3 separate regions of the Mus musculus genome follow, and regions 2 and 3 are each linked to region 1. The links are chromatin loops, found by intact Hi-C in ENCODE. Cell type or tissue: heart. All regions are shown on one strand.

Evidence for each region. A loop is a pair of places that touch in the nucleus more often than their neighbours do. Peaks named below come from ENCODE experiments on the same cell type or tissue, not always from the same donor. Only the 100,000 strongest peaks of a DNase experiment are listed, where the experiment ranks them.
Region 2: a loop joins it to region 1, with 2.4 times the contacts of the local background. A loop is called at or near these places in 6 of 42 quality-filtered maps.
Region 3: it touches region 1 in a loop (2.4-fold over the local background); 3 of 42 quality-filtered maps call a loop at or near these places.

Annotation. Positions count from the first base shown.
Region 1 is chr5:100,545,393-100,547,892 of GRCm38, forward strand. Cops4 (COP9 signalosome subunit 4) reads left to right here. Exons shown (of 10, transcript NM_012001.2): 10 at 1,912-2,410. The coding sequence ends at 2,045. Among named protein-coding and RNA genes, the nearest start is that of Plac8, 26 kb to the right of the region's middle. In heart, a CTCF peak has its summit at 1,458; no DNase peak of the experiment used is centred here.
Region 2 is chr5:100,914,326-100,916,825 of GRCm38, forward strand. The region is part of intron 1 of Gm36740 (a long non-coding RNA gene); the gene reads left to right. Among named protein-coding and RNA genes, the nearest start is that of Gm36793, 1.9 kb to the left of the region's middle. In heart, a CTCF peak has its summit at 994 (motif pointing left); no DNase peak of the experiment used is centred here.
Region 3 is chr5:100,818,563-100,821,062 of GRCm38, forward strand. It overlaps Abraxas1 (BRCA1 A complex subunit), which reads right to left and starts at 2,373. Exons shown (of 9, transcript NM_172405.3): 1 at 2,269-2,373; 2 at 1-45. The coding sequence starts at 2,355. In heart, a CTCF peak has its summit at 1,182 (motif pointing left); a DNase peak (open chromatin) is centred at 2,409; H3K4me3 peaks cover 1,393 bases; H3K27ac peaks cover 1,023 bases.

The DNA of each region.
Region 1 (2,500 bases):
CAGCCGCCCAGACTGGCCCCTGATGTGGAGCTTCCCCCATCTTTGCTTCCTGAGTGCAGAGCTCACAGGGGTGAACTGGCAAGCCTGCTTTAGACTTTATCTTGGTTTTAATAAAGCCAATATTGCTGGTCCCTTTTCCTTGTGCACGCGGTACCACACCATGGCCATCCTGATGCTGTCGACTCTGCCGCCCTGTCCTGCCCCTGCCGCCTTTCCTGCACTCGCAGCTGTTCTTCACGTCATCTTTATGGACTCTGTGATGCCCTTAGATTTAACATCAGCTACTTACGGCTTAATCCCAGGCCTTTCCCACTACAGGCATTGAGTCTCCACGGGTGATTTCTACCCCTTGATTCAGTTAGTATGTTTGGAAGTGGCTGGATTTGCTTGTACCAGTCTCTTCTCTTTCTCAAACCTGTAGCTCTAGTTCACACCTAAGGCGTCTATATTAGATTGCTTAATAGGGATTTAGGACAAACACAGGTCCAAAACTTTCTAGTTAGCCATTTAAAAGTTACATGTTAACTTTTTCCTTAATTTCTTATGTTTAACTCCTGTATCTTTCATGTCCTATAAATTACAACTCCTAATGTTCTTAGGAATCCATGTACTTTTCTTATTTTTAAAAATTCAAATGTATGTGTGCGTGTGGGTGAGCACATACCTTGGAGCATGTGTGGAGGTCAGAGAACACTTTGCAGTCATCATTCCTCTTTCTACTCTGAGGATTGGGGTCATTCTCACATGGCCAGGCTTCACCCTCAGAGCCACCTGCGGCCTGGCCCCTTCTCTTCGTTTGTATTCCCTGTGACTTACAGAATGCTGCTGTCACAGCCTGTGATGTTTTCCACTTGTCTACACTTGCTTCCTAACCTACTTTCTCCAGTATAGCCAGAGTCACTGTGGTCTTAAAGAAATGAAAACAGGGCAGAGGGAAGAGAAAGAAGTTCAATTAAAGGGAGGAGGGGACTGGATGGCTCCAAATTCTTGCAGTGGAGTCAGGTTCAGTTCTCAGTACCATCTGCAGCTCCAGGTCTAGGTTACCTCCTTTTCTGGCCTCTGTAGGCACCAGGCAAGATCATGGTGTACACACACACACACACACACACACACACACACACACACACTGAGGCGAAACACTCCTATACATAAAATAAAATGTGGGGTTTCCTTTTTTTTTTTTTTTTTTTTGAGTCTTCTTAAATGAAGAGGTGGTGCACACCTTTAATACCTTAATCTCAGCTCTTGGGAGGCAGAGGCAGCAGCAGCAGATCTCTGTGAGTTTGAGGCCAGCCTGGTCTACACAGTGCGTTACAGGACAGGCTATACAGAAAACCTTGCCCTTAAAAAAAAAAGTACTCAAGATAGTGTTTCAAGTAGATTTTACATTGTCTTTTTCTGCTGTAAATGTTAAATTATTTTTTGGTGAGGTAGACATATTCTCATGTGTAGATCCAGCGTTCTCCTAGTAGATGGCAGTATCGCCCCAGCAAACACTGAGAGCCTGACCCTGGAGTGAGGCTGCTTTGTGGTCATCTTGTCTTGATAGGTCTTCAGTCGTTGATTTTGTTTTCAAGGGCATTAGTAATAACATTTTCATTATGTTCCATTTTATGTTTGGTGTTAGTGATTTGCGTTCTTTCTTTGAGACAGTGTCATTGTGTGGCCCTCTTGGATGACTTGGAACTCACTGTGTAGACCAGGCTAGCCACAAACTCACAGAGATCCTGCCTACTTCTGTCTTTTGAGTGCAGAGATGGAAACTCTGCCATACCATGCTTGGCCTGAGCTGAGTTCTTGCCAAGAGTCCCAGAATAAACATCTTTTAAAAGTTAACACTGTTGTAATTTATCTTTTAGCCTCGATTTGTGAGTAATTTCTATCTTCCCTATTATTTTATTCTTTCCTTAGCACGAGAAGCCCTGCCAACATGGGACAAGCAGATCCAGTCACTTTGTTTCCAAGTAAACAACCTCCTGGAGAAAATTAGTCAGACGGCCCCGGAGTGGACAGCACAAGCCATGGAAGCGCAGATGGCCCAGTGAGCCCTCAGCGCTGTGCGCACTGCATCTTTGCCACTTCGTGCAGATTGATTCACTGCCCCTCAAAGCATTTGCATCATGACCTTAGACATCTCAGCCTCCTTTGCTGGATCCCACTTGAAGAAGATGCTAGAGCAAGAAGTGCATCGTTTAAACATAATAGCTCCCGTGAGATCTGGGTCTGTGTATTGAACTAACTCAGACGCTTTGAAAACTTGTTCTTTAAGTGGAAGTGAAAGACCTGAAGTTTGGGATTTGTGATCACTTTGTAGTCATGTAAAACTTAAGTGCTTTGTGCCTCTCCACATGTGGTTACTCTAATAAACGGAGCGGTGAGCCAAATAAAGGCAGTACTTGGTTTTTAATTAGTGAGGTGTTCTATTCCTTTTCTTTGAATTTAGAAAAGTTAATTTCTGTATCTTATGCTACAAATACAAGACTAAGTTGGAGCTTTCTGA
Region 2 (2,500 bases), 370 kb after region 1:
TCAATCTATCATCTCTCTCTCTCTCTCTCTCTCTATCCTATCTATCTAATCTAATTTATCTATATTTTGAGACAGGGTTTCTCTGTGCATCCCTGGCTGGAACTAACTCTGTAGACCAGGCTGGCCTTGAACTCAGAGAGATCCGCCTGCCTCCTGAGCACTTCAATTAAAGTTGTGTGCTACTGACACCCTGCCAAGTAGGGAAGTTTTAATAGAGTGTACAGAATTTTTATTATGGTGATAGGAACCTTATATTTTATCCAAGAGGTCAAGCCCTTCCATTTTCAAAACACCCATTAAAACCTCATTTAAAGGGGCTGGAGAGATGGCTCAGCAGTTAAGAGCACTATCTGTTCTTTCAGTGGTCCTGAGTTCAATTCCCAGCAACCACCTGGTGGCTCACAACCATCTGGGATCTAATCCTGTCATCCAGCATGCAGGCATACACGAAGATAGAGCACTCATATACATAAAATAAGTAAATCTTAAAAAAAACAAACAAACCCAAAAACCTCATGAAAAGACAGTGTTATTTGTGCAGTAAGCCGGAACCGGAAGTTGTAGGCAGAAGACTTCTCCAACTCACCAGTGCACTAAATCTGGGCTGAGATAGGGACACAGACTTGTGATATCCCGGTAGGTAACAACCTTACAGTAAAGCTCTTTGGCCCTGAAGGCTAATCAGGCTAGTGGATGGGTGGGTTATAGGGCTCTGTGATCTCAGCTGTCGCAGAGCATTTCATACAAAATCTCCTAAACCCATTGCAGGTTGATGTTGTCCTGAAAGAGATGGCCACACTATAGCTTTCCACACCTGCTTGGTTTTAAGCACTCCATGCAGGGTGCCCTACTCGGCACAGCTGTAACCATTGGAGTGCATTCGGAACCATTGAGAGTTTTCAACTGATTATGATTTGTGAATGTGGCTATCAGCTAGAATGGCTGGTTGGGAAGCCATGGAACGAAAGCTTGAGGAGAGCGCCATCTTGTGGACTTTACGTGTAGCATCGTGACTACATTGAGTTCAACTTAACTTGCTAGAAGTAAGTTTTTAAAACTTGGAAACAGAACCCATTTCAGCTGGATTCAACAGATCCCATGGAAGTGAAGGCATTGCGGTGGGAACTAGATCCTTGGAAGGCAGATCCAGGGTAGACCCGAGGTTCATTAGAACCTGCAATCTCTTCATTATTTCCAGCTGGCTTTATACACCCATCAGGAAGATAGATTGTTGCCCCAAACCACAATTTCAAATCAAATAGCGTTTTCATGTTGTGACTCAGCTATATAGAGAAAAAGCTTAAAGACTCTGGCCTCACTGGGTCACAGGTTAGTCATGCAGTTGGGTGAGTAGGACTCCATGGTCACCCAGCGCCTATCCCCCGTGATTGGGGGGACAGGAAACAGGGTAGGCTATGTTACCCCAGGAGGAGTGGTTGTAGTGAGAATATTTGCTGGGAAAGTGTGAAACCTTTAAAGAGTAACCCGTCCTGCTTTGTTCCAAAGGCCCAGCTTTTCCCCAGGCACGCTGTTCTGAAAGATCCTATCTTCCATTGTTTTCCTGAGGGCAACACAAGAGCTCACCCCCCCCACCCCCCCCCCTCCCGCCGCTGCCACCGAGGAGAGGACTCAAAGGCGCAGTGAGCTACTCAACAGGAGTCTGGGTTTTCAAGATGCTGTGTGTTCCCCAGGGGTCCAATACAGCATCCATTCCTGGTCCTCGAATCCGGGTCCACTAAGGAAAACTCTTGGGGTGGGAGTGATGGCTTCACAGTCAAAGAGCACTGGCTGCTCTTGCAGAGGACTGGGGTTTGATTCCTAGCGCCCACATGACAGCTCCCCACAGTCTGTCATCAGTTCTAGAGCACACTTCTCTCCTCTTCAGGCAACAGGTACATACCAATATGTGCAGGCAACACACACACACACACACACACACACACACACACACACACACGGGGGGGGGGGATAAAATAAATAAATCTTTAAAAAAAGAAAAAAATGACAATAAAGTCAATTTGTTTGGATAAATGTGTTTCGAGTTCATATGACAACATATCGTTGAAAAATCCCCAAAAGATTCCTGAAGGAGTCTTGCTTTATTGGGTCAAAGGTTTACAAGAGGTTCCCTCGTCTGATTTGTTGTTTCAAAGAATCAGCAATTTGAGACTCAAGTACCCAACAAGTATTGCTGTAGGGTCAAGGAACCTGCCCTTGACTTCTGTGTGTTTAAAGACGGGAGATATAGTCATAGTTCCATAGTACGCAGTATTATGGAGCTGGGATTGCGTCACAGACCACACACACACTTTGCTTAGAGCATTTACAGGAAAGGGTGTGTCTTTCATAGCTGGAGCTTTGAACTCTGAAGCCACTGACGTAGCAAACCTCATTGACAGAGGATAAGGAGCCTCCAGACTCAGGGGAACGATTTGGATTGATTTCAGATCAGAAGATACTTAGCAACGACTTGTCCAAAAATACGGGTCATTTTCTTCTG
Region 3 (2,500 bases), 270 kb after region 1:
GCTATTCTTGGCTTCACCTTTCATTTCACCGAGGAGAAAACCTTCCTATGAGAGTAAACAAAAGAAGCAGTATATGAAACACACTGGCTAGGGTCAATATTCTATCTCCTAATCATATCTTCTCAGAATTTCACAATATACAAATGTGTTATAGGTAGTGGGCACATGGGTAACTGGGAAAGGCTGAGAGGGAGACAGAGTGGAACTGATTTGTTTGTTTGTTTGTTTTGAGACAGGGTTTCTCTGTGTAGCTCTGGCTGTCCTGGAACTCACTTTGTAGACCAGGCTGGCCTTGAACTCAGAAATTCGCCTGCCTTCTGCCTCCCAAGTGCTGGGATTAAAGGCGAGCGCCACCACGCCAGGCTGAGTAGAACTGACTTTAAAGGGCTTGGTAATAGTTTGGGAAGGCAGAGAGTGAAGCACCCCTAACTCAAATGCATAAAAGTTTTAAGTCTGTTTAAGAGCTCAGCTGAGCAGTTTGTCTTGAAGCGCAAGGCTTCTGTGGACAGTTGTAACAAGAGGGTAAAGTCCCACAAGATAATCCAAATGAGCAGCCCAAGTCTGGATTTTACACATATTTCTGAGTGTCAGTGGAGGTTTCTTAGCTATGGAATGCTAAAGTGATCAATGTTTTCAGATGTAAATCTGTCTAAAAATTATTAAAAAAAAATAAAGATTTGTAATTCAGTTACATCTGCTTCCCAGTGGGTCTACTGTGTGCCTGTTTTCTTTTAAAATACAGGCAGCCTTTTGAGTTTTTGTTTTGTTTTCTCATTTCAGTGACTCAAGTTTTTTCTTTGGGTGCATTTAAAGATCAAGTGAACTCTTCTATTCATTAAAATTGGTTTATAATGCCCTGCCTCCATTTCATCAAAATAATCGAACGACCAACCAAACAAACATAGGAATGTCCCAGTCTTTTAACAGAATCAAGTGGGTAAAAATCTGCAATTGCAAATGTTCTTGATTTTGATACTCCCAATGTTAAAAACTAGGAAAAGTACCAGTCAATTCTAAGTACAATTATTCAGAAACCAACTCTAAAAACTTTAGTTGAGCTGGAGGGACGATTCAGTCATTAAGAGCAGTGGCTGCTCTTGCAAAAGAACAGGATTTAGTTCTCAGCGCCCACATCTTTATCTCCCATTAAGTTCCAGGGGATGTTATGCCCTCTTCTGGTCTACTTGGGCACTGCCCATGTGTGATCCACAGATGCTCAGTAAATGACTCTTCAAACAAACAAACAAAAGTTAAAATATCTGAGAAACTAGGGTCAAACACCAAGATGTAGTGTACAAGGGCTAATCCTATAAACTACAGACTTAGGGCAGTTTACTTATGTTCACGCTAAACATCTTCTAAAATAAGTCCCACAGATACACACACACACGTGTTTGTGTTTAGTATGAAGTTTGTGTATCATCCTCCCGTAGAGCCATGCTAATGTATCATCCCATTATGTGCTGCCCGGTGAGTACCTCGCGCATTCAAAGATGTCATTTGTTTCCCCCTGGTATTTTGATGTACTGCACATCAAAATCATTGTACACTCCTATCACTGGGACTGTGCTGAGAAGCAATTTAGGCAACGCAGATCTGACACTTAAAGCGAAGGACTCAACAGTTCAAATACCTTACTCCACACTGTTCAGTATGGTGCTCTCTGCACTGTATTCGTGCAGACCCCAAACTCATTTTAGATGTTTCTAGTTTCTTTCTTTATGTTACTAAGAACTTAATACAAGATGCTACTGCCAGACCTCAAAGTTTTACGGTAAGTTTTTAATCTACCAAAAAAAAAAAAAAAAGCCTTAAAATTTGTTTTCAATGTCACTCACGGGCTTCGAAAGGAGGCAAAGGCTTAAAAATGCATTTACACATCTGATCCTGGACAAGGTGCGTTTGTAACGGAAAGTAGCACAGAAATAGCCGGATCTTACAGCCTCATGCCAGGGTAGCCCTACAACTAGCCAGCCCCTTGCGGCTGGGTGCGGGGTCTGGCTCGCCCCTGCTCGTCCTCCCGAGCCTCGCGACGCTCACGCGCTGCGAGTAGGACCCGGCGCCGGGATCCTTCGCACAGCAGGGTAGCGAGGCAGGTAAGCTGCCCGACTTTCGTCGCCGAGCCGGAGGCCCCGGGGAACTTTCCTCCAAGCCCAAGGGCGAGCAGAGAAAAAGGGCCCGGATGAGAGCCCGGGAGGGCGCCCTGCTCCGCGAACCCACGGAGCGAGCGGGGACTGCGGGCGGGGTCGGCAGCCGCGCCCGGCTCACCGTGTCTGAGTCTGTGTTGAGATGATGGAAAGTGAGCGCGCCGAGCACGAAGCCAGACAGCACCCCCAACGTGCTCTCGCCCTCCATACTGCCGCCTCGGTCGCTGCCGCCACAGCCACTATCGCGGAGCATGACGGGAGGCTGGAGCGTAGGGGCGGGGCTTGAGCCTGCGCACCGGGAGACGCGGGTTGTAGGGAGCGCGGTGTCCTCTAGCCGGGTAGGGTGCTTCTTT